2 separate regions of the Homo sapiens genome follow, and region 2 is linked to region 1. A link is a loop called in an ENCODE intact Hi-C map of the cell type or tissue named here. Cell type or tissue: endothelial cell of umbilical vein. All regions are shown on one strand. Links, peaks and the distances in the headings refer to the core of each region. The heading gives the core; the rest is flanking DNA.

Region 1 (10,351 bases), core at 1,674-9,673:
TGAAGACATTTTAGTGTGTGTGTGTATATGTACAAAATATATACATACAATGAAATATTACTCAGCATTGAAAGAGAAAGAAATTCTGTCATTTGCAACAACATGGATGAACCTGGAAGACATTATGCTAAGTGAAATACGTTAGACACAGAAAAACAAATACTGCATGATTTCACTTATATGTGGAATCTAAAAAAGTTGAACTTATAAAAACAGAGTAGAAGGTTGGGTACCAGGGATTCAGGTGGGGGAAATGGGAATATATTGGGGATATATAATTGCAAAATGGTGATTGAGGTGGGGGAAATGGGGATAATGGGGATATACAGTTACAAAAAGTATACAATTGCAATGATAAGATAAATGATTTCTGGATCCTAATGTACAGCATGATGACTAAGGTTAATAGTAATGTATACTTGAAATTCACTACATCATAAGTAGATGGATATGTTAATTAGCTTGATTATGGAAATTATTTGATAATGTATATGTATATCAAAACATTACATTGTTATATACATATATAAAATATTTGTCAAGTATATCTTAGTAAAGCTTAACAAAAATGAGTTGTGTGGGGTAAAAATGAACTTTGGGAAAATATTTAAAATTTTCTTCTTTGATAGTATTAAGAAAAAGTACTAAGGGTAGGGAAAGGTTATTAGTTTGCTATCACTCAATCCCTGCTGAGCAGAGTAGAACAGGAATAAAAAAAGGAAGTCAGCTCTATAATCCCAGCTGCAGGCTGATGAATCAGTCAGTGATTAATTGTTGCTACTAGTAATTGAAATAATCATATTTCAGAGAGAAAAAAAAACATTTGGTCTCTAAAATATATTTGCTTAAAAAATGTATTGCTGCAATATTATTGAACTTTTAAAAAGGAGGTATAAAGATCTTCATGCAAAACTAAAAGGGATGTGATTACCAAAATCACTCCAACATCTGGTAGTAGGTCTTAAAAACTCCCCTCTGACTGTCAAAATCAGTAGTTCCCTTTACACCAGGCCTCTTATTTCCTTACAGACTTTTCTTTTAAAACAGAATTTGCTTTATAGAGAACACAGCATAATGTAGAATGCAAACTAACAACGATAAAAATGACAATATACATTGCCTAATTTTCAACAAAGCAGTGAGTTTATGTTTACTCTCCCCCACAAAATGGTGTTCATGCTTTTTAATTGATGTTAGTGTGACTCATTTGACAGAGCTTATCATGCTCCAAATTCTAAGTATGTAGGACCCTACCCTAAGAATTCTGGAGTCATTGTCTTCAAGGAGTTTACTCTTTTGTTGTAAAAACATAGTATATACATAAAATGTTAATAATAGCACATGGATAATATAATCACTAGAAAAAACTTTCTAAAGTTGGAAATTTACATTTAGTGAGTGCTTAATATCTTATTCAGGCTGTCTACAAAGTTTTCTTTTAACTAATTTCTGAAACAACCCTGAGATGAGGATATCATATCAATTTTAAATGAAGAATAAACAGGATCAGAAAGGTTAAGTGATTTGCTCAATTCCACATTGTCAGTACATAGTAGAACCAATTTTCAAATATGATTTTGGGTCCATCTGATTGCAAAAACAAGAGACAGAGAGAGACAGAGAGAGAGAGAGAGAAAAGTAACTTCACATTTTAAATCCTTGGTGATGATATAAGTCTTAAAGAATACCATTTACAGAGTAGAAAAATTGGGAGAAAAAAATAAAATAGGAGGAAAGATGAATTTATTGTTATTGTTTCTGAAGCAATGCTAGGGCATATAAATATAAATGTCCAATAAACAGAGACCATTTTTTAAAATTCCAATTTAAAAATATATTGAGGGCCAACCACGGTGGCTCATGCATGTAGTTCCAGTACTTTGAGAGACCAAGGTGGGAGAATCACTTGAACCCAAGAATTTGAGACCAGCCTAGGCAACACAGTGAGACCCTGTCTCTCAAAAAAAAAAAAAAAAGAAAAAAAGAAAAAAAAAAGAAAAGAAAAGAAAAGAAAAAAAGAAAAAGAATTTAAATTAGCCAAGTATGGTGGCACACGCCTGTATTCTCTCTCAGCTTCCCAGCTTCTTGGGAGGTTGTGGTGAAGGATGGCTTGAGCCTAGGAGGTTGAAGTTGCAGTGAGTCAGGATTGTGCCACTGCACTCCAGCCTGAGAGACAGAGCAAGAACCTGTCACAGTAAAAAATAAATCAGGACTGGAGATGTGAATATGGTACTTAATTGTCCTTCAATGTGGACACGATGAAAAGTCAATAAATGAGCAACTATATTCTTGATTCCAAACAACTAGATTATGTCCTTGAGCAGTTTGAATTCTAGAGAGTATGGGGAATAGCTAGCAAAAATGGCTGTAACAATCCCTCCCTTGCCTGTAGGTACATGCTACTCCTCATGTTAAAAAAAAAAACGGAATTTATTTATCTTCTCCTTCAATCTGGATTGACTTTAGATTTGATTTAACCATGTGGTGGAAGTGAAATTGTCCTTGTTCAGGGCCTAGACTTTAAGAGACATAGCCGCTGATTATTTCATTCTTTTGCTATCCTAAGGCTTCTAGAAAAGAAGTCTAGGCTATCCACTTGGAGAAAGTGGCCATGTGAATAAAAGGACCCCAGCAGCAGCCCAGCACCATGGTTCCTGACATGTGAGTAAGGTCACCTTTGATCCTCTACCCCAACTATCACCTGAATGAGTGAATGCAGCCAAGATCACAGAGCACAGACGAGCCATCCCTGACAAGCCTTGCTCTCATTCTTGGAAAACAGAATCATGACTAATAAGCTGGTTGCATTTTAAGCCACTAAGTATTAAAGTAGTGTGTTGCACAGTATAGCTAAGAAACAGAAGGGGACTAACAACAATTAATTTATTAAATATTTGTTTTCCTTCCTGACAGACAATGAAACATTCCCATAAGAAACATAAAGCAGGCTGGGGACAGTGGCTCACGCTTGTAATCCCAGCACTTGGGAGGCCGAGGCGGCGGATCACGAGATCAAGAGATCAAGACCATCCTGGCCAACGTGGTGAAACCACGTCTCTAATAAAACTACAAAAATTAGCTGGGCGTGGTGGCATGTGCCTGTAGTCCCAGCTACTTGGGAGGCTGAGGCAGGAGAATCGCTCGAACCTGGGAGACGTAGGAGGTTAAAGTGAGCCAAGATCATGCCACTGCACACCAGCCTGGCCACAGAGCAAGACTCTGTCTCAAAAGGAAAGAAAGAAAAGAAAAGAAAAGAAAAGAAGAAAAGAAAAGAAAAGAAAAGAAAAGAAAAGAAAAGAAAAGAAAAGAAAAGGGCCAGGCACGGTGGCTCATGCCTGTAATCCCAGCACTTTGAGAGGCCGAGGCAGGTGGATCACGAGGTCACGAGATCGAGACCAGCCTGACCAACATGGTGAAACCCCATCTCTACTAAAAATAGAAAAATTAGCTGGGCATGGTGGCACGTGCCTGTAATCCCAGCTACTCGGGAGGCTGAGGCAGGAGAATTGCTTGACCCTGGGAAGTGGAGGTCACAGTGAACCGAGATCGCACCACTGCACCACTCCAGCCTGGTGACAGAGCAAGAGTCCATCTCAAAAAAAAAAAAAAACAAACAAACAAAATAAAAAAAAGGAAAGAAAAGAAAAACATGAAGCAAGGCTTAAAGATGAAGAGCTACCAAGGAAGTGGTAAAGAAGTATTTACATTGGGTGGTCAGAGAAGGCTTCCTGAAGAGATAACATTCAAGCAGAAAAGGAAGTTAGATAACTAAATGGGTAACAGAGATGAGTCACAAACATCAGAAAAAAATATACATATATATATCTACAAATGTTTTCGTGATATGTTATAAGCAATATATTCAAATCAAATTCACCATCCTTCCTATATTGGCATCCACATAGAATGCCCATCCTGTCATCTCCTTTTCTCTGCATTACTATTTATCTTTACAAATCAATTTAGCTGTCATCTTCTCCAGGAAGACCTACCTGACTTTTCTAATCTGGGTAGTGCTCTCTTCTATGTCATCATAGCTCCCTGTATTTTCTTATATGACAGTTTGTAATATACATTAACCTTAGAGCTCTTTTAGAGTAAAGAAATTCTAACTTTGATATACCCTGCAATATGTACATTGCAGGTAAAATGGCAATGTTTTTCTGCCTCTACTTACACTGAATTCACTATTCTTTCTTTTGTTTTATTTTATTTCCTAATGGTTCCTAGTGTAAGCACGTCACCAAAATTTAGATTAAATCAAGAAAAAAGTTTTTGACCAATGGCTGCTTAATCTGTCACTGAAAAGTAGCAACAAAACCAAGCTTTTATCAACCAGAAAACATATTGTGCTTCCTTTGGGAAAGTAAACAAGACAGTAGACATAGAAGCCTCACACAAAGGGGGAAAATAAACTGAAGGATTTTAAGAGTAACACCTGTCAAATGGAGCAGTAATGTGTATGGTTTGACAAAATAGGCTGGTGACTGTCAAAGTAAATAATAAATCTTCCAGCTCTGACTAATGACTGAACTATGCTGGAAGACTTGAGGGAAGCATCCAATAAAATGCAAAATTGAAAGAAAAATTGGAACGGTCGGCACAGCCTCCTAGCAGCTAAATTTCAAGTAATTTTGGAAAAACACAAACCATTCACCAGGTTCCATGGCAGAGGGAAAAGTTCCAAAAACTGTTCTGATTGAGCATTCTGCTTTAGTTAGGAAATCACATCTCTTCTGATGGAGTGCCAAGAAGTTGGTTTCTGCTTTTTCAATACAGAAAAAATCCTGCCGTGACTGTGACATTCTCTGTGCAGACATTCAGCTGACTGCCAATAATATCATTAGGGAAGAACAGCTAGAGCTGGACCCCTTTGTACGTAGAGTGAAGCAAACTGCAGAAAAGGCATAGATCCAGGGAAAGCCCATCTCTGATACCTTTCTATTTTCATTTCTTCCCAATTCAGGTACCTAATTTCCTTTAGTCACAGCTTCTTAGAAGACTATCTTATTTTTTCTTACCAGCAAGCAAAGATTTTCTAACATTATTATAAAGAAAACTGGCCAAGTGTCTGCTGATTATGTTATGATCCTTCCAGGGGCAGTTTCATTTATATAAATTGTTTCTTGAGGACCCAAAAAGCCTTGATAAATTTCTGTTCTAGAATTTAATAATATATCACAAGTGGAAGAATGCATCACTAGTGAAAGAATTTTAAGCACCTCAAAAACACAGTTCTATAAAAGTCATCTTTTTTCAGAAACTTTCCACTTATCTCTCAAGTTCAAAGTAGCAGAGGTGAGTACTGGTTTTCCCTCTGTCTGACTCCTTTAATTTTGTCTTTGTTTCCAGAGTAAACTATGCTCTAGATTCCCTATATCATAATGAAAGAGAGAGGAGGAAAAACAAAGTATCCTTTTTTAAGGGGGGACCATCTCTAGGTATTATTTAGCCTGCAATAGCATGGCTTGCTTTCTTATTTAATTATTTTTATTTATGTTCTTCCACTATTTATTTCTCCTTCATGTCTTTTATGCATTAGATTGTATTGAACCTAGTTCCAAATATGTTTTTTTCATAAAATTTGGTTACTGTTATAAGTAAGCAAAGTTGAGATGAGAAATAAACTAAATATTAAATCTAAAAACATACGTTTAATATTTGTTTTTTTCTAACTTAAATATATTTGCTAAAATCTGTAATTTAAAAACCTCCTAACCATTTTATTTATTTTAGGCACTGTCTTGAAGAATTATACTGGTCTAAAAACTGCATTTTATTAATATATTATTTTCATAGCCATACTTATGAAAGCAAAACATCAAGACATTTTCTGATTACAGAATGAATATTTGAATTCAAGATCATGCCAGATTTATGGCTAGCAAATCGCTGTCAATGTGTATCCCAAGTGCAGTGAGAGGTTGGCTCCCTCAAATACCCATGACTCAGAAATGACAGGAATCAGGATGCCTTTGCTTCTTTCCCAGTGATTTCAACATTCTAGGATGATTTGATTCAACAACCCTTTGGTTGATCCATTCTACTCTGATAGGTGGTTATCCAACCCAGTCACCACCATGTCCAAGGAATCCTGTACTTCTTGCAGCAATTATTCTGCTTGGCAGGACTCTCTTCTCTGAAGCTTTCTCTGCTCATTTTTCTTGCTGCCTCTGCAGGGTCAGTAATGTGTCTGCCAGTAAAGTGTTGTCTCTTTCCATTTCCTATTCCCATAACCACAAGGAATAGAAGCAGTTCCTTCGTTGAGGAAAGAGTATTTGTCCATTAATAACCACGCTAGTCTAGCATTCAAATCCCTCGTTGACACTTAGGTCATTTTTACCTTGGACTACTACAACCACATACTGTGCTGTCTCCAAGGCTTTATTCTTCTCTCCAGTTTAAAATGATATGCACTCTACAGTTCAAATCATTTTCTAGATGCATTTAAGTTATGCCCATGGGAAGAAAGAGCCTGAGCTTGGCAATATTGCATACAGGAAGTGTGGTGTGGAATGCAAAGAATTGTCTAAAAGAAGCATTTAAATACACTATATGATGACAGAGACTCAGCTTAATAGTTTTTTGCACTCCAGGAATCAAGAAATTCCAATAAACTATTACAATTTTAATGGCTACCTTTGACAAATTATGAGAATTTGATCTGCCTGGATCCCACCTTATTACAAAGTTATTAAAAATATTTTGTGTAATTTGCAAAGTAAAAAGTCACTGAATAGTACTGTCATGTTGTTATTTACTAACTTCTACTCTGATGCAGTCAAATCAGCAAAGAAATTGTAGGAAGCTCCTTGAACAATAGGTACATGGTTTGCCAAATATGCTCATAAGAAGAAAAAGCAAAACTTAGAGGAATGTGAGACTGAAATAGAAAAAACAAACAAACAATTGTCTGCTATCCTGGGAAACTCTGTTTAATTTCCTGGCATCTGAGCCATTTTTGTAACCTATGTTTTGGAATTACTATAGCCCTGTATGAAAGAGTTAATTCATTACCAAAAGGTGAGCCATTTCCTGTCTACTCAATTGTAGAATCAGACTAAGTACTATTTTATCAAAGGAGCATTGGCTGTCACCCAGCGTTAATCATTTTCAGAACAATTATGATTTACTTTAGACATAAGGCTGATGGATTTTTATTTCCAGATTCCATTTTGGCAACTTTAAGCCTTACCTCATATGTAAGACTATTACTAAAAACAGTGCCTCTCCAAATTTTCATCCTTCATTATTTCTGTTTCTCCCTAAAAAAAAAAAAAAAATTAAAATTAAAATTAAAAAAATACAATTAATTACATTCGTTAGTTAGCCAATGTGATTGCCAATGCTAGCTTAAACATTGTTTGTATATAATTTTACATAGATGTGGAGCCAATAGAGATCTGAATGATTGTGTGCTTTTACACATCTTTTAGCTAAATTAAAAATCCAAAAGCTAAATCTTGTGTTCTGGGACAGCATGTGAATTTGATATTTCCTGGCGGCTATTGGAACCATAAACCATTGAATAGACTATATTCATTCATTTAAGTGGTTTGTGACTGTGAAAGACTAAATATTTACAATGTCTTTTATCCTTGGATACAATGTAATGATTTCATCATTTTAATAGCCTTTTACTCAAATGTGGTTGCATCCTGGTTAGATTTTAGACATGCATTTCAAATAGTTTGGGTCTCTGTAATCATTTCAATGACTCCCAAGATTGAAAAACAATATATAGCAAGAGTTCAAGTCTTTGAACTTATTACTTTAGTTTTGATTTATGTCTTCCCTCCAGAATTTTGCCCTGTTTACCAAACTTTGCTCTAAATGTTCAGATAAGAGATATTTGTGCTGAGTTGGTCAGTGGAAGGTCACTAACAGATCCCAGGCATATATTTATAAGTGCAAGTGCATGTACACAAATAGGGATTTGGCAACTTAATGTGAATGAACCAAGACAAAACCATAGCAGTCACTATAGAAACAATTAAAACAATATGCCCCCACTGAAAGCTATGGAAATAGCTTTGTGGTACATATGAAAACACAGTATTATCCCATTAAAGCAAATATCTAGGTTTTTTTTCCCTTTTAGACAGTCCTAACAAATGCCAGAATCTCTTTGTCTCATTTCAGAACGAAAAATTGATTTGTGTCTTCTTTCCTACCTCACGTAGGGTGAAAATTAAATCTGGTTTATTTTCAACATAAAAATGTAGAAACAACATTGGTTCATTTTACATTTGGTTCTAATAATCACAAATATTTATTTCTATGAATATTCAGTCTTCTGAATAGCAGGAAAATAAAAATACTGACTAACATATACATTGTCAAAATATAATTTGTGATTACTTCCCCTAAGGTGCAGAATGGATATGATCACTTAGAACTTTTGTACCAAGAATTTTTAAATGCTCAGCTCAGAGTAGTTGATACCAATGATTATTTTATGAACCATTATCCTAAAATACCTATCTAAAACGTACAATAACTTGGTTGGATCTTCTGTCAAACCATAATTTATGTCACAATGAGGTTAGATGCCAAATGAAATAAATAAAGGCTAAGGAATTTTTTGGCTTGTAATATACTGATACTTAATGAATGTTCAAAGAAAATCATGTTCAAAGGGGTGTCTTTTTTTCTACCCTACAAGGAGAAAAATATATATACTTTGGTTCTTTACCTGTTGATGGTTCTTTACCTGATAGGGTGACTTAACCCTTCATTCCTGAAAGGTCTGGGCCATTTGCAGTTCTGCCAGAATTGGATTGTCATAGTTTTCCATTGACTTTAATTATAGGGTATGTTAATACTAGGAGACACACTAAGGAATCTTCTGGATTTCAGACATACTCTTCCTTACCTTTATTGAGGAGGATTAGTTCAATTTCCCCTTCGTCATCAGGATTAATAATCCCAGCCAACACCACATCTTTCTTCTTGCCTGTTGACTCAAAGGCATGAGGAACCCAAAATGGCCAGGTGGCAGTCTTAACATCCAACACAATGAAATCATTGTTGTGTCTCCTGGTAGAAGCATTTGTTTCTGTGGAACTAAGACCTCTAGGCTGACAGAAATTAAAGCTGCAGAAACAGGAACCAAAAATTTTGCTAGTGGGTCACCAAAGGTAATTGTAAGTGATGCCACTCCCATTTCCACTCTTTGACTCCTAGACCTATATATCCTGGCTATCAGAGAAAGAGTACCACATAATGACACTGATTCAGAGCCTTCTGGAGAATCTTGCTCCAGCCCTGAAAGGTATTATTACCTAGCTGGTGCTGTAATTCAGTCTTCAAAAGAACATTCCATCATTCTATCAAGCCAGCTGCTTCAGATTGGTGGGGAACATGGTGAAATCAGTGAAATCCATGAGCATGAGCCCATTCTTGCACTTCTTTTGTTTTGAAGTGAGTTTCTTGCTCAGAAGCAATACTGTATGAAATACAATAACGGGAAATCAAAAAAAAATGGCTAGGAGGTTATTGTAATTATCCAGACCAAAATGATTCACAACTTATGTTAATTTGATTGTCCTGAAAAAGATGAAGAGGGAATGAGTTTGAGATAGAGATGTGGTAAGATTAATAAGATCTTCCCATGTAGAGATGGGGAGTATAGGTAAAGTAAATAGTATGTTGGTGTGATGAGTATATGTAATATATAAAATGTGTATAATTCTCTAAGCATGTGCTTAAATCTCTATGAGTATGAGAAGTATCCACTACTCTCGTGTGCTTCTCTGTGATGTTTGTCAATAACTACTTTATTCCCTATTTAACATTTTTCCCCACAGCAGATAAAGGATTTTTAAAATGTGTAAAGCAGATGCAAGCTGGAAATCCCTTTCTGTTAGTAATTTCTGAGATTGGATATGGATGATTAAAAAAAAAAACCACTGTGCCTACCCCTTCTTATCATGCTTTCATTTGGACAGCACTCTGTCAAGTCATAGGATTTTGGCCGCGATCTTTCTTACCATGTTTGGTGGGTGGCAATTAATCACATGGTGTGCATCACCCTTTTCACCCAGTACACTAATATACTGTGCTCAAGGATGCAAATGTTCATGGTAAAAACTTATCTGTTTGCATCCCCATGTTGAACGCATCCCGCATGTTGAATGAATGGCCTTAAAATTCCTGCATCGTTGTTGTCTATCTTCTGTTGTAATAGAGATACAGGCAGGAATTTAGCCTAATTAATTCCCATTTATAACACTCAGCACTGCCCCCTAAAAATATAGACATTTAATAAATGTTTTGGTGATAAAGGAATAACTTATCTTTCCTTGGATGCATCCCTTTCAACTGAACCAAGAAAAGCATACATTGTACT
Region 2 (10,351 bases), core at 1,652-9,651, 110 kb before region 1:
ACTCATGAATGTCAATGTGTAAATTTTTGTTATACTTCAAAGCTGTTATTTAGTGTTCTAATTTGCCATGTACCAGAAAATACAAGTATATAATTAAATAGTTGTTTAATATTCTCCCCTTAAAATGTGGAGGGAAAACACTCAGCTTATGCATGAGAACTAATATAAATTGTACCTGGTGTATAATTGTAATGATATTAAAAATATTGTCCATAGATGACTTTCATGATTAATAAATTAATGTTATTCTATACCACTTCATCATCTAGGTTTGCATTCCACTAGCCTATGCACAAAAAAGATTTTGCCTAGTGATTAAGAGGGTAGGTATGATTGAAAACAGACCAGGATTTGAGTACTGGCTTCGTCACATCTTAAATGTGGGGCCACAGGATGGTTATCTATTCTCTCTAGGATTCTGTTTCTTCAGTTGTGAAATGAAGTTGATTCACATATCTGCCCCAAAAGAGACACTGTTAAAATCAAAGAAAATAATGTTTTCAAACTAGTTGGTAAGCATTCAGTACATGTTAGTTTTCATTTTTCTTACATTGTTATACTTGATTCATCATCAGATACTCTTAATATTTTTCTCCTTTAAATACCAGAGTATAAGCTTAGATTTTTATGAAGTTTCTCGTTGTTGATGGTGGTGGTCTTGTGGATGTTAGATATTTTTTCAAAATAGTCATAAAACATTTGACAGAATTAAAGAACCTCAAAGTGGACCTTACAAAAAGAAGTAGAAAAATAATTAATGGAAAAACACTTGCTTGGGAATTAAAAAAAGAGAGAGAGGTCATTTTTATGACTCTCATGAATCATCCTAAATGGATTATATCCAGGCCAACATTAATTTGTATGATTCCTCTGCTGAAAAGGGACTATAGCAGATGGATTATTATTATTCATATCCTTTACAAACAATACCTGATAAATGCCATTAGTATTACAAGTTCTTTGGGATGCATAAATTTATATTGTGCAAACTCAAACAAACCACTGGGGTTTCTATGTGTCCAAAGTGTTAGTGAGCATTGGTCCATATACTTCATTAACATTGTTTTTTAAAAAAGACTAATGAAATTGAGATATAAATTGTCCCCACTCCAACTCTGAATAAAAGAATACTCATCACAGAAAACTTGCATTATTTTCTTACCACTTAATTTATTTTTTAAATTTTGTATAAAGTCTACAGCTGAAATTCATTTTAATCTTCATTAAATGCTCCACAACTAATACTTAATTTCATATAAGTTTAGGTTCTCTATGAATACACAAGGAAAACTTCTTCAATTATTCTGTCATATATAATTAATTGCTGTATCAATATAAACTGATTTTTGTTTAATTGAGGTGGTCTCCATTGGTGAGTTCTCATTATCCCCTTGTAATTAGCAGCGTTTCAAGAGCCCTTTGAGGTGAAGACTCACATCTTCTTAACAGACAGCTATAAGGAGAGAATTCCGTTTAGATTTCAGACTGGCAAAAGGGGAGTGCCAACCAGTTAGCACTGTTTTTATCCACAAAGAAAGCATGGAGGTACCAAAGAGCTATGATATATTAGTTATAAAGGGCTATTTATGAATAGTTAGTTACAAAAAGATAAGATTTTAAAAGCTTTACTAGAAACACATCGTTTTTATAAAGTGTAAGTTTTTCAGATAGAAGTCACTTTGAAAGAATAAAATAATTATTCAAATTCTCTCTTCGGAACTTAAAATTTCACTACTAGTGTAGGGCAAGGAAAAGTGAAATGTGTTTTATTCCCCTGAGTACATAAATAAGCTGATATTATGTGCAACTGAATCAACAATGAGCTCATGTTCAAGTCTTTCTCTCCAGTGAAATCAGTAGGGAGTCATGTGCTCATGCTTCTTAATGGTGTCCTTATAACTAGAGATTAATTTCAAGTTTCATAATAAAAAATTTAATTGTAGATAATGTTATATGTAGAATCTTGTCACTTAATTGACTACCTAAAAATTTATTAATTAAGTTTTGAAGCAGAATTATTAATAACTACATGAAGTACACATTATTAGTTATTGGAAGTTATGAGCCTATATTTTATTTCAAGTATTATCATTTGATATATATATATATATATATATATATATATATATATTTTTTTTTTTTTTTTTTTTTTTTGAGATGGAGTTTCACTCCTGTTGCCCAGGCTGGAGTGTAATGGCATGATCTCGGCTCACCGCAACATCTGCCTCCCGGGTTCAAGCGATTCTCCTTCCTCAGCCCCCCGAGTAGCTGGGATTAGAGGCACGCACCACCACGCCTGGCTAATTTTGTATTTTTAGTAGAGATGAGGTTTCTCCATGTTAGTCAAGCTGATCTCGAACTCCCGACCTCAGGTGATCCACTCACCTCGGCCTCCCAAAGTGCTGGGATTACAGGAGTGAGCCACCGCGCCTGGCCCATTTGGTATATTCTTGATTAATGCTAAGTATGCATTCATACAAAGATAGTAAGATCCATAAGGACTATGTCCATCCTGTTTTCTTGAACTTACCATGGAATTGGTCATAATTTTTATAAGTAAAAGAGTAACTGTTAAATGAACATTGAGTCCATTTTAATATGGGTAAATGGCTTAAAATAATTAAGGAAAGATTCTACAAATTTCTTGTGAATAAGCCAAGAATAGAATCCAAGACTTTGGGTTTGGCTTTGTAATCAGAAGACACCATCTGATTTGTCTTACATGTCACACTATGTTTAAATCACTTGTGCTATTCAGGAGGAGGAAAGAGAGAGAGAGAGGGAGAGAAAAAGAATGTGTTAGGAGACCAAGGCAGGCGGATCACGAGGTCAGGAGATGGAGACCATCCTGGCCAACATGGTGAAACTCCATCTCTACTAAAAATACAAAAATTAGCTGGGCCTGGTGGCACACACCTGTATTCCCAGCTGCCTCAGGAGGCTGAGGCAGGAGAAATGCTTGAATCCCGGAGGCAGAGGTTGCAGTGAGACGATATTGCGCCACCGCACTCCAACCTGACCACAGAGCGAGACTGTTTCAAAATAAAAAATAAAAATAAAAAAATAAAATGAAGGAAGGAAGAAAGAAAGAGAGAGAATGTGAGCAAGTGTATGCCTAAATTTTAATTCATCTTTCTTACTGAATCAGCTCTTTCCTCAATGTTCTTCCTTAGTTATTTCTACATCATTTAGGTCATTTTTATCCATCATGTGTCTTTTCTGATCATTGAGTCCATGGATGAAGCAATAAGTTAACAATTATTATAGAAATTGCATTTAATTTTTATTATTAAAAATCAGTAAATATTTAGTAAAAACATTGAATATGTTAAATGAATTAATTTAATAAAATTAGTCTATGCCCCGGTAAGGAGTAGCTTTTGCACCACCTACCTTCAAAAGAAGAGGGAAGACATTCTGATTCGTAGTGCTGGACAAGGCTTGTAATCACTACTGCTTCTAAGGAGCAGCTATTTAACCACACAGTTCACCAGGATTAGTCAGCCTCATGCCATGCTTGTTTAACATGGTAGCTTATGTTCCAACAGCATCATGGTGAAGCCTATTCTCAGAATGCAGCCTTCAAAACAGGACTGTGGGTTGAGGAGTAGGAAGAAGGTTCACACTGTTGTTGCAATGCACTGTAAGTCTGTCCTCCAAGGACATAAGGTTCTTTTCAACCTGTGGAGGAAAACCTGTGTGTTTTCCACGACAGATGGGGAGTGGGAGGGAAAAAATGGTGTCCTTCTTTGTGTACTCCCTTTAGCTAATATTGCTTGGATATGCATACCAAACAAATATGTTTGGGAATAGAGTGGCATTGAACTGCCCACACGAATAATTGAGGGTGAGGGTCAGTGCCAGCTCTGCTTTCTATGCTCCTGTTTTAGTTGAGTGAGAAAGTGTAGGGTTCAGCAAATACGGGGTAATGAGCTACAGGTGAGTTTTTTGCATAAACTGAGATAAATGATCAGTTTGAACAGAGTAAAAATAAGGATGAGGAATTTTTTACTTTAGAGCTTGCTACAAATGCCTCAAAAGTAAAGCAACAGTCCCTATCCAAACATTGAGAAGTAGGCAATGTATTTTAAAGTAGTGACTAGTGTTGTTCATATGCCTTGATATTAGTAATAATATTTGGCATGCAAGCTCTCTGTTGCCTAGTTCACTGCACTCTATAATTAGAGTTTCTCATTATAAGAGCAATAACTCAGGATTCAAATAAACAACTCAGGATTTTGACATTTGTGGAAAATAGTACTGAAAAATCATTACAAGAAAAAGAATATTAAATACCTATAAGTGAAATATGGTCAACTTAGTCACCTACTGAAGAAAATGAATAATTACATTTGTAAAAGCAAATTACAAAGGGAAAAAATGCAGCCCGTTAAAATACGGCTAAATCACTTTTAATCCTATTGTTATGGCACTCGGCTTTGTGGCAGAAATTAAAGTATCCTGAGAAGAATTTCTTACCAAGAGAGGGTTAGCATGTTGAAGAAGACAGTGTTTTGGATTATTCTACATATCTCTACTATAAATAGGATACTTTTAAAAATGCTGTTTTGAGCTATTCAAGTGAGTTAGTGATCATCTATGGCAGACTTCACAATAATGATGGACTGACATATGAATAGAGGAAAGGCTTATCATTTTAGATGGACAAATCTTGGTGAATTCAAACTATAACCTGTAATCTTTAATTTAAACTAGCCACTTAGCTGGTAAAGGTAATGATTTGTCATGCGGCTTATTCATTTACTGTTAATCACCAGGATTCACATATTTGAAATCCCTAGCATTCAGAAACCTGTAAGAGGATTCATGCACGTGTTCTACTTTATGCTCCTGATTTGCAAAACAATGAGGCTGGTAATGATGTGAAAGATTTAACTGGCTCTCCTTGTGTCTCCTCTATCTGCACTGATTGTTATTTGTAAAGAGGAATCTTCAGAAGCCTGCGGTTCCCACAGGATGCTGAGCAGCCAGGCACTGGGTTAAGAATGACATCCTGTGTCAGGGATCAGATATCAGTCAGTTAATAGCTTTGCACTTAGAATTGCTGAATATTTTTTTCTTGTTAAAGGCCAATTTTTTTGTAAAGTTATTTTTATGTAAAGTTATTTTCATAGTCATAATATAATGTAGACTGGAAGATTCTTTGAAAATAGCAATGGTTTAAATGATTTCTTTAAAGCAAGATAACTTTCTATTTTATGTATCAAATCAGTTCATAATTTATATTTATGCAATCCAGATTCAAGAAACACAAAACAATTCTTGCCAGTCTTTGCACTGTGTATTCAGATTTTGCTGTTATTTTACAAGACTTATGCTGTAAGAAGAATTTGTTTTAGTAAAATAAGAGTGAACTATTCTTTTCCCTCATTGTCAAGAAGGTTATGTTTGTTCTATTTCCACTTTCACTTTCCAAAAGTTATTTTAATTATTCCAAGGAAATGTGATATAGTCACATTTTAATTTTTTTTCCTAATTACAAATAAGAACAAAAAATTCTCAAGTATTAAGATGTGAAAAACTATCGTAAGTAGGTATGTCCTGTCAGTTTTAAAATCTTAAATGATTTAATAGGTAAACAGTAAAAAAGTAAATTTCTGTTAAAAAAAAAAGAAAAAAAACCTCAGGGGCAGGATTTAAAATGGACAGACACAGTTTAGAAAATGATGTTGTCTTAATGGTGAACCTGCACACGCACACATACACACACACACACACAGCGGTACATAATGGGGAAAACATTAAAAGATTTAGCCAAAAATTGTTTTAGGGATTATATAATTTGGAAAAGGAAGGAAGGGAGAAAGGGAAGGAGAGAGGGGATGGAAGAAAGGAAGGAAAAAAGAAAGAAGGAGGGAAGAAAGAGGAAAAGAATAAAAGATTGAAATAGTGACAGCCTTCTTATTCCAGAATTCAAAGTAGACTCCCTTCACCTCCAAGTGAAACATGGACCTTAAACACTGGTAAAAATATGGCTACCGTATTCAGATTGTTACTGGTTTTTCAAAACCCAGCACCATGAACCGTAAAAACGAATAAAATTTACATCTGCCATTTTCTTTCTCTTTCTGTTTCTCATTCCTTTCTCCCTTTTCCTCCTACACAGCTTCTGTGCTAGTGCTTGTGTTTCAGTTTCATAATCTGTCCATTGTGAATTAAGAACATTTATTTGGCAGTTTCTCCTTACCGACGGGGTGCATGATATATTGGCCTCTGTGACACTGAGTCAGATCCTGCTCGGATTCCTACAGTTACTAGTAAATACCATCACTCCTGAGGCAAGCAAGAGTGCAGAATCAGAAACAACAGCAGATGCTGCATCTGTTGGAAGGGAACACAGTTAAGAAGTGTCGATGACTCAGTGACAGTTCTATTGATTTTTCTTTCTTATTTTTTGATGAGGATATGATGCAAAACAAATGCCTTTGCAGTGGAGACTTCAGGGCAATGAGATTTAAAAGTTCCTATTTTTTTTTTTACCTTGTTTTGTGAAATGTGATGCTACAATTACTAATGATACTGCAATGTTCATTTTTAGTTCCTTATCTGAGGGCCCAATAGCTGTCATCGTTTAAATGCAGAAGCCAGGCCTTGCAGTTGTTTTCTAATTTAGTTTGTAGTTAGTTTCTCAAATGATTTGAACACAGTTTTTGTTTGTTTGTTTGTTTGTTTTGTTGTTGTTGTTGTTTAACACACTCATTATACCACAGTGCCTGTTTTATCCTCTGAAGCTGTTATTCGGTCCATTTTAGCCAAATAAGTGGCTAAAAAGAGTAACAGTTTTGTTTTGTTTTGTTTTGTTTACCTTGGTGACTGCAGTATTGCACTGTTATACTATTAACTGTCAATTTTTAAAAATAAATGTACAAGGTCAGAGTTGTCTGCTTTGGTCTGAAATGTCCCTAGGTGTATAATTAATAGGAAATTTACTAGAAACATTCTACTTCCCTTCTCTCAGGGAGTTTTGTTTGTTTGCTTGTTCTACTGCTTGCCTACTTGCTAGCCATAGAGGATACTCCTGAGCATATGAAAAACATATGAAAAACATATGAAAAAAATCCCCCACAGTCATCTCCCCAACCACACCTCCCTTTGGCCAAGAAGGCATCTTTTAGCTAACTAAGAAATCACATTTTGTAAAACATAAGCTACTTTCACAATCGTGGTAAAGCACATAACTTTTTTAGACTTCTGTCACATTTTGTGAGCTTCGTTCCTGCTTTTTCCGTGGTTCACACCATTAACTAGATGAGTAGGTGACCAACTGAAAAATCACTAAAGTGCACTTTACCAAGAGTCCTGTTCTGTGTTGCCCATAGCATTAACAGCCATTTTTGTTGTTGTTATTTTAGAGGGATGAAGACATCTAGAAAGAGTAAGCCATGTGTATTCTGGGAAATGTCCCATTTTATGTATGTCTCCCAGCAGGATATTTAAAAGTTGTTTCAAAATTCCCTTATGATGAATTTATATTCACAGTGTCAACAAATCTTTACTGAATGACTGCTGGATACATGGCACTGCCTCACACTACAAGGAATAAAATGATTTAGATTATTCATCATTAAAATCTATTCAGTGCAATTAGAGAACCACCATATCAACAGAGTGCCTGGAGGAAGAACTCACAAGTATAGAGCCCTTAATCAAATGTAGGTACTACTCTGAGTGCTCTACACACATTATCTATACAACTCTGTGAAGTAGTATCTAATAGTCCCATTTTAAAGATGACGGGCTTAAGATTCAGAAAGTATAATTCAGTTATGGGATTGAGATTCAAATTCATGTCTTACTGATGATCAGGATTCTCTTATGGTCAAATGCCTTAGAAGTTTGAGAAGAAATATATGTCTGGCCTAAAAGGTCAAGGATGCCTTCAACAGAACCTTTTCAAATAAATACAGGGTGAATACTTAAGATAGCTAATCATACTGGAGGAAACTGAGCAGCACTGCTGGAATAATAAAGAGAAATTTGTATTTAGGGAGAAATGGATGCTTCCTAACTGGAGCCTGTAGATAGGCAGATGATAGATAGATAGATAGATAGATAGATAGATAGATAGATAGATAGATAGACTAATGATAGATAGGTGCTTAGAAATGTAGTTTCACATCAAAGTAAGGAAATCATTGAATGCCATAAAAATGTCATATTGCACTATTGTGAAAAAAGGTGAAAAAACAGAAATCTATATATTTTAATATAAATAATTTAATAAATCCTCCCTATAAGTAGTTCTTTCTCCACCAACTATATGAAAAACTATGAGCACTATTTCCACCTCAATAAATTAATCACACATTTTATGGATGAATCATATTTTATTCAACCTTTAGTTTCTTTATATCTATTTGGTTTCTTCCATTTTCTTTTTTTTTCCTTAAAAATATTCAATTGAATATCTTTAATCATATACTTGTATATATGTTCAATTACCTCCTTAGGAAACATTTCTAAATTTGGATTGCCAGGTAAAGAGGTTTTAATATGTTTTATCAAATTATTTTATAGAAAGTTTCTACCAGTTTAGATTCTTACTATGCCAAGTTAATTTTCCCTGAATATCACTTTCAGAACATCATTTACATACTTAACAAACGCTTTCCTATTTTCCTAACCTAAGTTGCTGAAGATGTCATCTTTATCCTTATCTCCACGTGCTAAATATTCATATAACACCCTCCCTTTTGTATCTTTTCTTCAGGTTTATTGCATTCAAGTTCTAGATTTGTTTCTGCATGCAATCCAGCCGACAGCAACTTTTCCTGAGCTATCTCCATTTCCTCCATTTATCTATTTATTTATTCAGCCATTCACATATTCACTTATTCAACAAAATTTATGAGCACCTGCTGTATGTTGGCATTGCACATACACATTGGATATAACATTTAAACTACTCTTTTGATCCTTTTAATTGAAAATGTGATGAAATAATTATTTAAAAGAATTTTTAAAGACTCCACTTTCCACTATTTTTAATGACTATTTTTTATCTTACCTTTCAGATTTTACCCATGTGCATATTTTAAAATACTGAATTCAAATGACAAAACCCTTCATGATTTTATTTAATATTTTAATTTGATACTTATTACTACCTCATATTGTAATTTATCTTTTACTACATATTAAGCCTTTACATTCCAGTTTTAAACTCTTGCTGCTGAAGAGAATGAAATTGATATGGATGAAATGTGACTAGATAGAATGAAATAAATAGATGTGTTAAGTCTCTTTTTTCTCTCTCCTTCAATCTGAAGCATATCTAGATGTGTGGATAGCAGTTACGCTATAAATAACCTAGTCATCTAAGGGATAACAGGGGTCAAAACTTAAAGAATAAAAAATCATATATTTTCAGCAACAAAATGATCTAGGATTAAGTCAGAAACATCATGCATATTTTTCCTGGGTAGTTTGGCTGTCTTGTTTGCTAAGAAAGAATGAGTCAGTTTTCATATATTACAGGAAAATAATATTTGCCTTCTAAATAGCTGACACTGGGTTTTGCATTTCCTAGAGCAACGAGGAAGAGTTGCCTGCAAAAGAAGGGAGATGAATTAAATGGTTCTGAATGTAGGCCAGAATCTTAGAGAAGATATTGCAGCCTGTAAGGTAATAGCAATGTAAAGATACTCAGTTAGTAAAAATTATTCCAGAAGGCTTCTGTTTAATGACTTCCTGGGACCACATATCTTCACATAATGTCAAACAGTCAAAAAGGTGTTTTTACATCTTTGAGGGAGAAACCAACTAAATGTCTCCCCAAATTCCCACACCACCACTTGTCTAGTTTGGAATCATAATCTTCCTGGATTTCTCAACTACTAGACCTAACTCTAATCTGAAAAAGTCTTTTAGAGATGGTGTTGCTCCCACCCCCAAAGACTCTTTGAAAGCTATATTGCTCCTTTGGAGCTGTCCCATGGCTGAAACTCAATCTGAAAGTTAAACAGTCCCTATAGTATGTCAATGGCAAAGAACATTTATATGGCAGCCCTGTATTCCTATGACAACTTATGGAGGTCCATCCTTAGGTCTCTAAGAACATTATCTACAGGAGAAGGTGCTGTCCACGGTTAACACTACACAGCCAATTCCCCACTTGTGTGGCTGTGGGTAATTCCTGACAAGTGCCCAATTGCCATCTTGAAATGGGGGACATTTGGAGCAGTACATGCTCCTATAGTAAATGATTAATGTGCATTTTTCTGATCCTGACAGATTCCAAAAGAAGAGTAGATTGCTAGCCATAAAACTAAGCAGCATCAATGTGACATTACTGGAAGAATCCGAAAGTCTTTGCAGAAATGCTGTGCTT

What was found. Peaks named below come from ENCODE experiments on the same cell type or tissue, not always from the same donor. Only the 100,000 strongest peaks of a DNase experiment are listed, where the experiment ranks them.
Region 2: it touches region 1 in a loop (2.9-fold over the local background); 2 of 110 quality-filtered maps call a loop at or near these places.

The regions. Positions count from the first base shown.
Region 1 is chr6:93,673,405-93,683,755 of GRCh38, reverse strand. No RefSeq gene overlaps it. Among named protein-coding and RNA genes, the nearest start is that of TSG1, 28 kb to the left of the region's middle. In endothelial cell of umbilical vein, for the core only: no CTCF peak of the experiment used is centred there; no DNase peak of the experiment used is centred there; H3K27ac peaks cover 649 bases.
Region 2 is chr6:93,781,203-93,791,553 of GRCh38, reverse strand. It overlaps LOC124901496 (a long non-coding RNA gene), which reads right to left and starts at 3,449. Exons shown (of 2, transcript XR_007059928.1): 1 at 3,394-3,449; 2 at 1,151-1,453. RefSeq lists enhancers at 3,709-4,234, 4,235-4,759, 4,760-5,286. In endothelial cell of umbilical vein, for the core only: no CTCF peak of the experiment used is centred there; a DNase peak (open chromatin) is centred at 6,263; H3K27ac peaks cover 291 bases.